3 separate regions of the Homo sapiens genome follow, and regions 2 and 3 are each linked to region 1. The links are chromatin contacts, found by Hi-C or POLR2A ChIA-PET in ENCODE. All regions are on one chromosome and are shown on one strand. Each heading gives the region's core, a stretch centred on a gene start or an enhancer-like site at or near the end of the contact. The rest is flanking DNA. Distances are from core to core; before and after follow the strand shown. Region 1 overlaps LOC101928277 (a long non-coding RNA gene). Region 2 holds the start of LINC03002 (long intergenic non-protein coding RNA 3002). Region 3 has its middle 23 kb from the start of LINC03002.

Region 1 (4,708 bases), core at 2,176-4,675:
GGAAAATGTAGTTCAGTCGCAGCTGCTAAAATTTACAAATATACTTCTATTTTGTGATGCTGTGTTTGAACTGATGTTGGTAATGTTACTGTTTTTATGTTCATGGGCAGTCTAATAATTTTTATATTTTGACTCATGTTAGAAATTACTCAACTCTGACTATTATCTTGATTTTTCCATCATTTTTGGTCAAGCATATTAACAATTTGGCTTGACTAAAGGAAGCTAGAAATGAATATAAGAAACACCAAGCCTTAGAGTAACTCAAGAAGGAAATAGACTTTCTGCATTGTTCCAAGGGAAAAGAGGAGACATTGGAACTTATGTTGAACTTGGTCTAGTAACCACAATAAAAGTGGTTACTCTGCTCTGAACTTGGAGTCCACAGCACCCATGGCTGGACTTTCTACCCTGAATTCAGTCCCTTAATGACTGAGCTTGCTGGCAGGCACCCAGTGTCTCAGCTGAAGATTACACCTCAGACCCTAAACTCTCCTAGCTCCCTAATTTCTCATTTTGGTTAAGTATGCCTGCAGAGACGACTTGCACTAATTCCCACTTAGACATACCCAGATTTGAGACTACATCCACTTTTCTTAACATACACATGTCCTTACCCCCCCTTAAAAAATGCTGACCTAGTTTAAGTTGCCATCCAAAATTTTTCTTATGTAAATCCCTACTACTACACACAACTGAGCCTTTATCACCTCTTAAAGTCCTCCAGGACTTTGCAGATATAGTCCATCTCATAAACTCCTTAGTCTTAGATAACCTAAGGCTCAGAACATCCTACGTCCTAATGAGGGTATCTCCAACTTCTGCTCATTTGTTCATTCAACCACTGGTAACATGTTCAAGGCACTAGAAGCTGTTATCAACCCACATACTTACAGTCCTGTAGAGGCAGAGACTTTGACACAGAAGGATGATACCTTGAGAAGTGTTAGCTCTTTTCCACCTGACTTTCCATTAATGACATGCCATAAACCTCCTCTTGACACCTAGCTCCAGCATGCTTCTTGCGGCTTTCTGAGTGAATCTTGGATAACATTGCTTTGCCCAGGAAGGTAACCTCACAAATAGGCTGTTCCTATTTCCACACATCTCAAATTCATCTAGTATGAAGCTTCAGAAATGACACCTGACATGGCAGATGTTCCTCTAAGCATCCCCATGGATGTCATAAACCCTCACCCCCAACCCTTCAGTCTCTCAGAGGTTCTAACACTTGCTTCATGCTAGTGAACTCAGGCATGTTCTTCATCTCTCTGAACCTCAAGAAGCAAATAACATTTTCCAGTGCACGTGGGAGAGGCAGGGGATGATGAATGAAGCAGCAGGCGCAGAGACCCCCACTGAGTGGCAGAGGTACTGTGAGGCTGCCTTTCTGACAATAACCCAGGTCTAGTGGGACTGGAGCCCCCAACAAAAACCGAGGGCAGATCCTAGAGGAGCACCATTCTTTATCTTCTTCTCAAGATTGGGAGGGACACGCTGTTCACACTAAACTCTGCATCTGGAATTTGGGCCTAGACATGCCACAAAGCCTTCTCCTCTTTCATGGCTCTGCTTCTTTCCAGACCACAGCAGCAATTGTCTCAAGAAACTCTGGCCATCCCTGTTGAGGGACCCAGGCAACAAGGCAAGTTTCTGGTTTTTTGGAGCTTCCAAGCCCTCGCTGAAACCATCTCTACCACCTTAAAAGCTTTAGCTGGCACGCTTAGGAAAGTCTTACGAAGTACATAGAGATTTCTTGGATCATTTTCAATTACTAAAGGAAGGTACCAATTGTTAAAGAAAACAAAAAATTACCCACAATGACTGTGAAGTCTTTTTATTCCCCACTCTAGGTAATTTGTTCTGATTACCACCGTTCCAAAAGACAAGATTACACACCAGTGAAGCAAAGAGATAAAAGGGGGAAATCTGTTCCCTGCTGAGGCCGTATCAGAGCTCAACCCGTGTTTGGAAGCAAAGGCAATTTTTTTTTCAGCCCTAATGAAGCCTTGTTAACTATGAACCCTGGGGCTGAACTGATCTAGTGAGAGGAGTTATTTGGTGGGTGGTGGAGGGGGTTTAACAGCGGATTGGTACATTCAGAGATTATTATCATTCTTATCTTTCTTCTTAAAGCAAAAGAACTTAAATATGTACTAAAAACTGTTCTCACTGGGGTATAGAAAGGAATTGGAAGAACAAAATTGAAGTCCATCATCTCCTTCAGACAGAAATATATATGACCCACATTTGTAAGAGACAGACTACGCCTTGCTTCTTTCTCCCCCCTATGTTGCCAGTTCTCTTTGTCAGCAACTCTCTTGTCCTACTGGGATAACGTTTTAACTGTGGTACATAGGTTAGAAGCACACTATTTGTTTACAAGGGGATAAATGGTTGTTGCAATTACCGTAAAAAGCAGCAAACAAATGACCTTCAGGACTTGCCAGGAAAAGCAGTGGGTCTTTCTATGTGTTGAAACAATCTGGGCTCCACTGATGGTAAACACGAGGCAGAGACATGGATCTGGATGTGTCCTCTGGGGAGGGGGCAGGGATTGACACAGTTACAGAATTTGATCCACCCCATATTCTTCCCTTGGAGTTTAATTTCCATATAACTGAAAACATCTGAAGCAAACAGAGAGAAGCACTGCTGGACAGACCCATATCACAAGAGTAGGCAAAAAAAAAAAAAAAAAAAAGGAGCTCAAACACAACAGCTAGGTGTTTGATGTCATTCAATGATTCAGTTATGACTTAAGCGAGCTTCGGAAGTCGTGCGTCAAATGATAACCTGCATGAGAGAACTCAGTATAGAGCTGGCCTCAAGCACAAGGACATAGTTCTACAACTACAGACCCTAAAAAAAATTCATCATGGAAAAAAAAATAATAGAATTTTTCCCCTGGAGAAGCTTATGTTTAGATATTAGATACGTAAAAGACTGAACTATTTGTATAACCTCTAAGATTCTTTCCAGCTCTACAATTCACTGCATACATAAATGGGAAATGTTTAGGCCCAGGAGGCATACCAATGTGTACAAGTATACTGTTATTCATTTGATTCTTGCCCCGTATGCTTTACAGAGTCTAATTATCTAAATGAGATTTGGTTAAATAAAAATTGATATTTCTGTATGACAAGTATATATTTACATAAAAGGCAATACATATCCCCACAGTTTTCATTAAAATGGAAAAATAAAACGTATTTTAAAAAGTAATTGGAGAAGTTTTAGAAAGCACCTGGTTGAGGATTTCTTTGTTTTACAAATGAGGAATCTCAGGGAATCTTGGAGGTCTGTTCCTTCCAGGCCTCATTCCAGGGAGGGGCAGATTTGGAACTAGAGCCCAGGCCTCCAGGCTCTCACGCCTCTGTGGTCCGTGGTCCGTGGTCCGGGGCTTAGGTTGGCCGGTAGGGGTAGGGTAATAAATCTCATTCGCCAAATGAGGAAACAGCGTCATCTAGTGGAAATTTATCAGCGTATTCTAGACATGCTGTTATCCCTAGCTCTGCTGTCCCTAATTTCCCAAGACAACATTTCTGGACCATTTTCTCTCCCCCATGTTTCCAAAGCCCAAGAATCTCCCAGTGGGGCCCCCTCCTACAACCTCCTCACCCCACAGCATATTTCAGTCTCTTCTCTGCCAAACTTTCCAACATAGCCCCAGGAATCAATCATTTGCCTCAAGGGCCACCGGGGCTGTTGTCCTTTGAGTGTTTTTTGTTTCAAGTTTTCATCAAAATAACCCTGTTAACCACGGCTTCAGGCCTTTACCAAATGGTGTGGCAAATCAATTCCATCATTTATGAAGATCCAGATAGATACTGCTTTTCATTCAGCCACACTGAGATGATCCTTGTTTTTCCCCTGCTACCATCAAGTTAGGACACTTTGGTTGCTTTTGAAATAATTCATCAGGGAATTTCCCAGGACAGTTCTGTGACCAAGCATGTGGACAAGCTTCAGTCAAAACTTAGGAGGTATTAAATAGAAAACAAAACATGTAACAAGTAATTATCCCATATGATAAATGTTCCATTATGAGAAAGCACAAAGGGAAGGGGGAAATTCATTCTGCTGAGGTTAGAAAAAGCTGCATGCAAGAGGAAACACTAGATCTGAGTTTTGAAGGAGATAGATGGGCCTTTGATTTCTAAAGAAATGGGTGTGGTATGCTAGGCAGGGGGAACAGCAGAAGCAAAGGTCAGGAGTCCTGAGAGTACAGCATGTGATAAAGGATCAGGGCCCAAGAAGATGGGTGGGAAGTGATGTGGAAGGCAGTTCAGGACTGGAACAGAAAGATGCTTAGATGCCATCGCAGAAAACTTTTTTTTTTTTTTTTGAGACGGAGTCCCACTCTGTCACCCAGGCAGGAGTGCAATGGTGCGATCTCAGCTCACTGCCACCTCTGCCTCCCAGTTTCAAGCGATTTTCCTGCCTCAGCCTCCTGAGTAGCTGGGATTACAGGCACACACTACCACGCCCAGCTAATTTTTGTATTTTTAGTAGAGATGGAGTTTCACCATGTTGGTCAGACTGGTCTCAAACTCCTGACCTCATGATCCGCCCACCTTGGCCTCCCAAATTGCTGGGATTACAGGTGTGAGCCACCACGCCTGGCCGAAAACTTGGATTTTAGATGCAATTAGACACTATCAAATTATGGGCCACAGCAAAAAAACTGTGTTTGAAGTCTCCA
Region 2 (4,454 bases), core at 657-3,156, 280 kb before region 1:
AAACTCCATCTCAAAAAAACAAACAAACAAACAAACAAACAAACAAAAGAGTGGGATAATAAATGCCCAGAGGATTAACAGGTGTAGTCATGCCAAGCACCATGTGGATAGCCTGAATTAAATCCCTACTTGTAAATGTGCTAGGCTATAGCATGGCCATCCATTCATCCATCTGCTCACCCATCCATCCACCTGTCCGTCAATAAATATTCACTAAGCACTTCTATGTGCAGGACATTGTGGTCAGCACTGGAGACAGGAAGATGAATATGGTCTAGCTCCCTTCTTCAAGGTGCTCACAGTTCAGTGAGGGCAGAAACATTTACACATAACTAATTATGCATGATAATTTTAAAATGTATATTTAGAACAGAGATGGTGTTTTGGTAATATCTTGATCCTCAGAACTTTGTACAAAGTTAAAGCAAAATAATTGTTTTTTCTGAATATCAGAATACATGGAACAAACAGCATTTTAGAAAATTCTACAGGGAGATATGGGAAAGAGGGATTTAAAATATTTCTTTAAACTAAAAATAGAACTACCCTTTGACCCAGCAATCCCATTCTGGATATATACCCAAAGGAAAATAAATCATTCTACCAAAATACACCTGCACTCATATGTTTATTACAACGCTAGTCACAAGAGCAAAGACATGGGATCAACCTAGGTGTCCATTAATGGTGGACTGGTCAAAGAAAATGTGATACATACACACCATGGAATACTATGCAACCATAAAAATAAATGGAATCATGTCCTTTGCAGAGATGTGGATGCAGCTGGAGGCCATTATCCTAAGTGAATTAGCGCAGAAGCAGAAAATCAAATATTGCATGTTCTCACAAGTGGGAGCTAAATATTGAGTACACATGGACATAAAGATGAAAACAATAGACACTGGGGACTCCAAAAGTGGGGGAAGAGGGGAGGAAGCAAAGCAAGACTTTAACAGCTGCCTATTGAATACTGTGTTCACTATTTGGGTGATTGTTCGAACAGAAGCCCAAACCTCAGCATCACTCAATACAGCCATGTAACAAAGCTACACATGTACCCCCTCAATCTAAAAAAAATTTCTTTAAGTTCCTTTAGGAAACTCACGGCCCCCCTTTTCCCTGACATGTCTTACCGACAGTTATATATATTTCTATATGTATTCATTACTGCAGCAGACCTTTAGGAAGAGAAAGAGGAAAGAGAAGAAAATTCAAATTCTACTCTCCGTATAACTGAACAAGTAACCATCAATTTTCCCTCTCTGGAAAAGGCCACGAGCTTTCTAGGAAAAGAAGACACTATCTAGAATTAGCCAAATTTAATTAAGTTGATGTTATTAACTTACACTATTATATACAAATGTGATGATTGTAAACTGGAAGTTCATCTTCACGAAGCAAATAAATATTTTTGAGACTTATGTCATCAACACTAAAATGTTTACGTATTAGCATCTACATTCTCCATAGATAGTTTTAAATAATTAAATTTATATTTTTCAAAACACTACTTGATTTTCCTCAGTTTTGTTAGAATCAAATAACTGTTGGTTAAAAGAGAACAATAAACAGCTTATACCAACTGAGAAAACCTGAACATCATTTCTAATTTTTGTTCTTAACTTGTACAGTTGAAGATATTATTAAGGAAACAGAAAATACATATTTTAATGGTTAAACTTAAAATGTTTAACTATTCGGCATCCAGCAAACTGGGTGAAGTTTGCTCTTCTATCTGACTTCCGAGAAGCCAGCAAGCCAGGTCATGTGGCTGGCTGACCTCCCAGCACCACCTACCTCAACTCCATGAGATGCCATCAGATCCCACCCAAAGGAGCCAGTCGTCCCCATGAAACAATGACCAATTCTTACAAGACACAACTGGAGCTCTGTTGCTGTGGCACAGGAAGGCTCGATAAGATCTCCCAGCCACAGCATTCTTTTGTGTCAGCAGACTCAAGTGGGATGTTCCTTCTGCAGCTCTTACCGAGCAAGAGGAAGCGGGCTTTGAAACACAATGTTCATTGAAATTGGCTTTCATCTGAGGAATCCCAGGGTGGCTCCTGCTTCATGATGTGCATTCTGTCTGCAGCTGAGCTCTCCTGATGCATTTCCCTTGTTTGTTCTGGGGGGAAGGCAGCACCTTTACGGGACTCACCCTTTTACTAGGTAAAGGGCATCGCATTGTGCTGGGCGAAGCATTATGTGTCAGGATGTCTCCAGTGAGTCTGGAGCCTAGAAGGAGCATCAAAAATAAAATTAAAAAAAATCAAGTCCTCCACCATCCTGGCTCACTGATGGAACAATTTAGGAGAAGAACACAAAGCCATCTAATGACCCTGGGGAGCATTTGCTTGTTTGGTGACCTTAGGCGCAGGAAGTCATTTATCACTCTAGTTGCTACATTGGGCACAATGCCACAGGACACAAATGGGGGTACTGAACGTAAGTCTGAGTGTTGGCCCAATAGTACCTGTCCAGAAGCAGCCTGGGATCCATGATCCATTGCAGGGCAATTATGGCTCTTAAGAAAATGAAGAGAAGTAAGTAATCCACAGTATCAAATCATGGGTGAGAAGTCTCTCCATCCCATTGCCCTAGTTTTATAACTTAGCAATTCATCTTCTTTTCAGAGAAAACCATTCTGGATCCCAAACAGATTTTCTCTGATTAAGAAATAGTCTCAATCAGTACATGGAGAAAAAAGCAAACACTGTTAAGCCCATCTTTTCTTGCTAGACACCTCTTCCTTTCTATCTGCTCCACCCAATCTGGGCCAGTTTATTATGCAAAATGAGATAAGCAGTCAACTCCCAATAGGAATAGAAGAAAGAACACACCACTTTTTCACTTCCACGGCACTTTTAACTCTGCACATATTTTTTCCTTTGACTCTCAAAATAACCTGGCAAAGTTAGATAGGCATTGTCTATTTTCAGCAGTACAAGGAGTTAGTACAGAGACAAAGTTAAAGACCCTTGAACCTCATAAAGAGCTGGCAGCAGAAAGTACAGAACCCACATGTCAGGTTCCTCAGGTAGGCCCTGTTCATCAGGTCAGATCCCTTAGGCATGTGGACAAGTGACCAGTCTCCAGTTGACTGTAAAGGCTGGCTTTCATCACCACCAGCGGGCTAACCTCCTACATATATCTGTGTGTCTACGGCAAGGTCGACAGAACCCATATATAAGGAAATACTGATACTGAAAAACTTGAAAAACCTGGAAGTTGCTTCTTGGAATCCAGTGTTCTTGTCCCAAGGTAAAAAGAATAGATGTCAATCTTGTAACTGACGCAAGACACTGACGAAAATGACAATCCATGCACTTAGCTTTCCCAAGAATGAAATGAATCAAAAAGTACCAAGAAATCAAAATTCTAGCTAAAGCTCATGAAAAGGACTCAAAACTACTCTCTGAATGGCTTATCTTTAGCTGAGCTCATAACAGAACTCTTAAATTTCTGAAAATTTGGTAGAATCTTCTTGTGAAATTCTTCAGAAAGGATTGCCCAAACCTAGGGATAGCAAAAGTTTTTGATGACCTTTCCGCTACCTATGACTCAACTTATCCCTGATTACAATAGGCTTCTGGAGAAGAGAATTTATATTAGCAATTGGCTTTGAGTAAAAGGGTCTGTGAAACTATCTGTTCCTCATCAGGTCCCTCCCCCAACCCAGGTTAAAAGAATAAAATGAAATTAAATTATTAAATAAAATGGATAACAACTGGCCAAAACTCTGCAAAGGAGATTCTTAAATTGAGTGGGATACTCTGGGGTTCTTTTTAACTCTAACACTCTATGACTTTTTAAAAATGCTAGCCGGGCGCGGTGGCTCATGCTTGTAATCCTAGCACTTTGGGAGGCCAAGGTGGGCAGATCACTTGAGGCCAGGAGTTCGAGACCAGCCTGGCCAACATGGTGAAACCCTGTCTCTATTAAAAATGCAAAAAATTAGTCAGGCATAGTGGTGCACACCTGTAATCCCAGCTACTCGGGAGGCTGAGGCAGAAAAATCGCTTGAACCCCGGAGGTGGAGGTTGCAGTAAGCCAAGATTGCACAACATCAGCCTGGGCTTCAAAGCGAGACTCTGTCAAAAAAAAAAAAAAAAAAAATCTAGAGAATAATGCTGGAGCACATAATTTATATATACATATGTATTTATACAACACACACATCTTTGAACAACATGGGTTTGAACTGTGCTGGTACACTTATACATGGATTTCCCTCGGCCTCTGCCACCCCTGAGATAGCAAGACCAACCCAACCCCCCCCTTCCTCAGTCTACCAAATCTGAAGGCAATGAGAATGAAGACCATTGTTGATCTACTTTCATTTAATTAATAGTAAATATATTTTCCCTTCCTTATGATTTTCTTTTTTCCTCTAGCTTACATACAGTATATAACACATATAACATACAAAATATGTATTAATTGTCTGTTTA
Region 3 (4,376 bases), core at 1,448-3,947, 310 kb before region 1:
GATAGGGAGCTTAGTTAGGTAAATAACTGAATACATTTTAAAGAAACTATTCATAGTATAGAGTACTGTGTAGCTTATAAAGGAAATAAAGGCAGAGTCAGTTCAATAAAAATGTATAATTTCTGTGTAGTATAAAGCAGAGAACAAATGAGCTTCTAAGAGAAAATATTTACAACACATATAGGACAATGGCTTAATATTTCTAATACACAAAGAGCTCTTACACATTAATTAGAAAACGACAAACGGGAAGAGGCAATTCGCAGCAGAGGAAATGTAAAGGTGCAATAAACATAAGAAAAGATGTTTGAGAAGACATTTATGGTGTTATTTATAGTAACCCAAAACCTGTGTGTGTGAGTAGGAGTGAGGGGGTGTTAAGAAAAAATATGTTCGCTGGATGCGGTGGATCATGCCTGCAATCCCAGCACTTTGGGAGGCTGAGGCAGGCGGATCACCTGAAGTCAGAAGTTTGAGACCAGCCTGCCAACATGATGAAGCCCCTTCTCTACTAAAAATGCACAGACTAGCCAGGCATGGTGGTGCACGCCTGTGGTCCCAGCTACCTGGGAGGCTGAGGCATGAAAATCACTTGAACCTTGGAGGCAGAACTTTCAGTGAGCTGAGATTGTGCCACTGCATTTGTGTTGTAATATCAAGAATAGAGGATGACAAACAATCTAGGTGACAGAAAGAGACTGTCTCAAAAAAATAAAAATAAAAATAAATAAAACCAGAGAGCTGGACCTCCATTTCCAGGTGGAGGCCAGGGAAGCTGCCACAGAGGAATGGCTGTGGTGAGCCAGGCCATATGGTGAGCCTGGCAGAGATTGCCATGGCCCAAGCATGGCACATAAACCACCAGACCTCACAGCATCTGGCAGCATGGGCCATGACATTTGTGGGGACCAGTGGCCAAGGCCCAGATAGGAGGGAACATGTCTCAATATCACTATGGCTACCAAGGTCTACATGCTTCCCATGCTGAACCCCCAGCCCCCAACACACACCAAATTCTTGGCATTACGTTAACCCCTCTGAAATGAGGTACAGCTACAGGGAAAGGGAGGGTATTCCAAATTAACTAAGATTGAGTCTTCACTTAACTAATGACATGGAGCCTCCAACTAGATATTAATTTGAGTTAAAGAAGAATTAAATTTTATTTTTTCCTTATCAAAGTTTGGACTCATAGCAGTTAAATGCATTTTCATATGTTTATATATGGATGATTGAAAAACATTGTTAACAGTAGTCGCCTAGGAGAAAGAGGCTATACAGTTGGAAGGTGAAAGAGAGACTATTGGTTTTACTTCAGGCACTTTCATAATGTTTAAATAGTTAAATAGATACTAGTTAATTAAGTTAATTGACTGAAGTAGTACAAATTGCAAAGACAAAAAATGCAGGTTCAAAATCATTTTGTAGTACAGGATAAAAGTCAAGGCTCAAAATGCCTATTTTGAGTGAATTATTAGTATCTCCAAACATCAATTTACTAATTTATAATGTGAGAAGACTGGGTTAAGTGATTACATAATCTCTTCTCTCTAAAATTATCATAAGGCAGTGAGTTTTCTGTTCTTGAAAATGTACAGCCAAATACCGTAGAAAAGAGTCATATTTGTGAAAGAACTTGGATAAGTAAAGAGCTTTCTAACAATGTTCTTCTAAAGATAATAACTATGGGAAGAGCAGTGGAAACATAGAATTGTTCCAAGAACAGGGCTTGGTTATCAATCCCAGGTCTGCCAATTATTTTCTGCATGACTTGGAGCAAGACAATTTAAACATTTTGGGTTAGATTACGTCTGTAAAGCAGGAGTTCCCAAACCTGGCATAAGCATCAGTCCAAGATTTTAAAAAATACACATTCCATAAATCCAACAGAAATGTCACCAAAAGACACTACGAGAATGTTCACAGCAGCACTATTTGTAATAACTCAAAACTGTAAAAAACCCGAATGTCCATCAATGAATAAAGAATAGAAAAAAGAAAGAAAGAGTGGGCTCATATGATTGGATACCATACAGTGGGGTTCAGCAAACTTTGTTCTGTAAAGGGCCAGATAGTAAATATTTCTAACTTTGCCAGCCATGTAATCTCTGTGGCAGCTAAACTCTACCACTGTAGTGTGAAAGCAGCTGTAGATAATACTGAGACAAATTAGCCTGGCAGTGTTTCAATAAAACTTTATTTATAAAACCGGAGATTGATCCCTTACTATATAGCAATGAAAACAAACTAGAACTACCTGCAATAACATGGATGAATTTCACAAGCACACTACTGAGTGAGAGAAGCCACGTACAAAAGAATACATGCTGTGTGATTCCATTTATCTAAAATTTCAGAATTGGCAAACGTAAGCTATGATGTTAAAAGTCAAAATAGAGTGGTTATCTTGGTAGAGTGGTGCCTAGTAGGGGGCCCAGAGGGTGTCTTCTGGGCTGGATTGCTTTATTATTTAATGTGAGACTGTGTTCACTTTGTGAAAATTAATCTGTATATTTACAGGGCTTGCACATTTTTTCCTGATGTAAGGTTTACTTCAATGAAAAGGTTACCATAAAGAAATATAAATATTTCAGTGTCTCACTCTGTAGAATCCGAGTTGTTGGCCAGGGGTGTGGCTTGAGGATCTATCCTAAGCCTGCCTTGAAGAAGTAAAGTGAGCTGCCTAAGGTCACGTTATTGGCAGAGCTGAGACAGAGAGCAAGCTCTTACAGTGTTGGGCATGGAGTGAGTCAGCCCTGCATTGAGAGAGGACGCAGCATCTGCCCTTGAGAACGGACTGGGAAATGGCTAAAAGAAGTCAAGGTCACATTCCGGACTCCTACCTACAATCATATTTGCACTGTCACCTGGATATGCTCACTGACTTCTGCCACCTGGGCAGCACCCAGTTCAGAACTTTGCAGATTGCTGGAATTGCTGGGGAGCTGCCAGAGGGCTTTCAGAACTCAGCATGAGTGCAGTGAGTGCGGCAGCCAGCTCCCAAAGGGGATGGCCTCAGCATAGTTTCCAGCTCTCGGCTCTCTTAACAGGAAGGCGTTGCGGTGTCGCAGACACAATCTGAAGTGGGGGTTCAAACAGACACAACTTCACATACTGGTTTTGCAACTTGCTGGCAAATGAGTGAATTTTACTCAATCCCAATTTTTCTCATCTGTAAAACAGCCATAAAATCGACCCCCACTGCCTCTTCCTCACCCCTCCCACAGACAAAGGATTTTTTTTCTCTTTTTTTCTATTCAGTCTTCACTGAACTAACATTTGCACGCCAAGCACCATTAAGTATTTTGCAAAGATTGTCTCATCTAATTCTTGTCAGTAAAGAAGTTTCATTTATGATCCTCATTTTATAGTGAAGAAACTAGGAATCAGTTGACTTAAAAATGACCTGCCTAAAGTCACACAGGTAAGAGGTGGAACCAATTTCCCACTGAAGAAGTGTGCCTGGGAGCCTGAGCTCGTAACCACCGCTTGTGACGATGACAATGCCTGGCAGTCGTCATCCTGTCTGGCCCATGGATGAAATTTAATAGAAGTTAATTCTGCATTTCCTCTTTTCTTAAAGAGCTATGAATTGGAGCTGAGGCCTGGCAGTCAGAAAACCAGGATTCTAGTGGGCTGGTAAATCACTTCTATTTCCTTGCAGCATAATGAAAGCATGGGATCAGATCACTCTCCTTAAGCGTTTCTTCTGGGCTGAATGAATTTGTACTCTCTACAGGTCTGAATGCTTGCTCTAAACAGAAAATAAGTTAGTTGTTCCCTAAAATTTTATGAAAAATTTATATTCGTTTCCATCATCTGAGTTTGTTTTGATATTTAAAACATAGATATTATGTCCTACCTAAACCTCTCTCCATGCACTCACTCACACTCACCTCATCCCATCTCGCAGTCTTGTGTGTTCCTTTACTCCAGGCACACCTAATTCATGGCTGCACATTCCCAAGGGCACCCTAGAAGGGGCACTCTCTTGGTTTGAAAAGCAGAGGTGTCAGTAGGTTTCATCAGGTCTCTGTACCTACACAATTCTATTACTCTGTTAACCTATGTGATGTGGAGGTTTATGACATAGAAGTTCTCCCCAGACTCGACCATGAACTTCCCAAACTCATCCAGAACTGAACCACCTTAAAACACGCTCTTTTGATATCTTGCCAACTTGGCAGATAAGACCGGATTTTCTACAAATTAAAAAGTGGTGATGGTGATGTGTTTGTTGGTGATGATGCTGATAAAATATGACCACTTCTTTATACGAGATGATTTCTTATAAAGGCAAATGAAAATTTTGTATCACAGTTGGAAACCACTGGACCATCAAGTACACTTGAAGGGCAAGAAAGATAAATTTACAG

The links. A loop is a pair of places that touch in the nucleus more often than their neighbours do. ChIA-PET counts read pairs that join two places held with the same protein, here RNA polymerase II (POLR2A). Pooled maps may share reads with other maps.
Region 2: a loop to region 1 is called in a map of MCF 10A, with 10 times the contacts of the local background. The contact joins the promoter of LINC03002 here to the enhancer-like site in region 1. A Hi-C loop is called at or near these places in 7 of 168 maps with a recorded cell type or tissue (MCF 10A, PC-9, Right ventricle myocardium inferior and 4 more) and 9 of 50 pooled maps. POLR2A ChIA-PET finds 5 or more read pairs at or near these places in 2 of 52 experiments (MCF 10A and PC-9).
Region 3: a loop to region 1 is called in a map of A673, with 4 times the contacts of the local background. The contact joins two enhancer-like sites. A Hi-C loop is called at or near these places in 2 of 168 maps with a recorded cell type or tissue (A673 and astrocyte of the cerebellum) and 4 of 50 pooled maps. POLR2A ChIA-PET finds 5 or more read pairs at or near these places in 2 of 52 experiments (MCF 10A and endothelial cell of umbilical vein).

Annotation. Positions count from the first base shown.
Region 1 is chr6:134,819,651-134,824,358 of GRCh38, forward strand. The region is part of intron 2 of LOC101928277 (a long non-coding RNA gene); the gene reads right to left. Among named protein-coding and RNA genes, the nearest start is that of ALDH8A1, 130 kb to the right of the region's middle. Within about 2 kb of position 3,426, at least 5 of the 41 ENCODE cell types and tissues checked have a DNase peak (open chromatin) inside an H3K27ac peak, as active enhancers do.
Region 2 is chr6:134,538,099-134,542,552 of GRCh38, forward strand. LINC03002 (long intergenic non-protein coding RNA 3002) reads right to left here and starts at 1,907. Exons shown (of 3, transcript NR_125856.1): 1 at 1,801-1,907. RefSeq lists an enhancer at 1-10.
Region 3 is chr6:134,514,519-134,518,894 of GRCh38, forward strand. No RefSeq gene overlaps it. Among named protein-coding and RNA genes, the nearest start is that of LINC03002, 23 kb to the right of the region's middle. Within about 2 kb of position 2,698, at least 27 of the 41 ENCODE cell types and tissues checked have a DNase peak (open chromatin) inside an H3K27ac peak, as active enhancers do.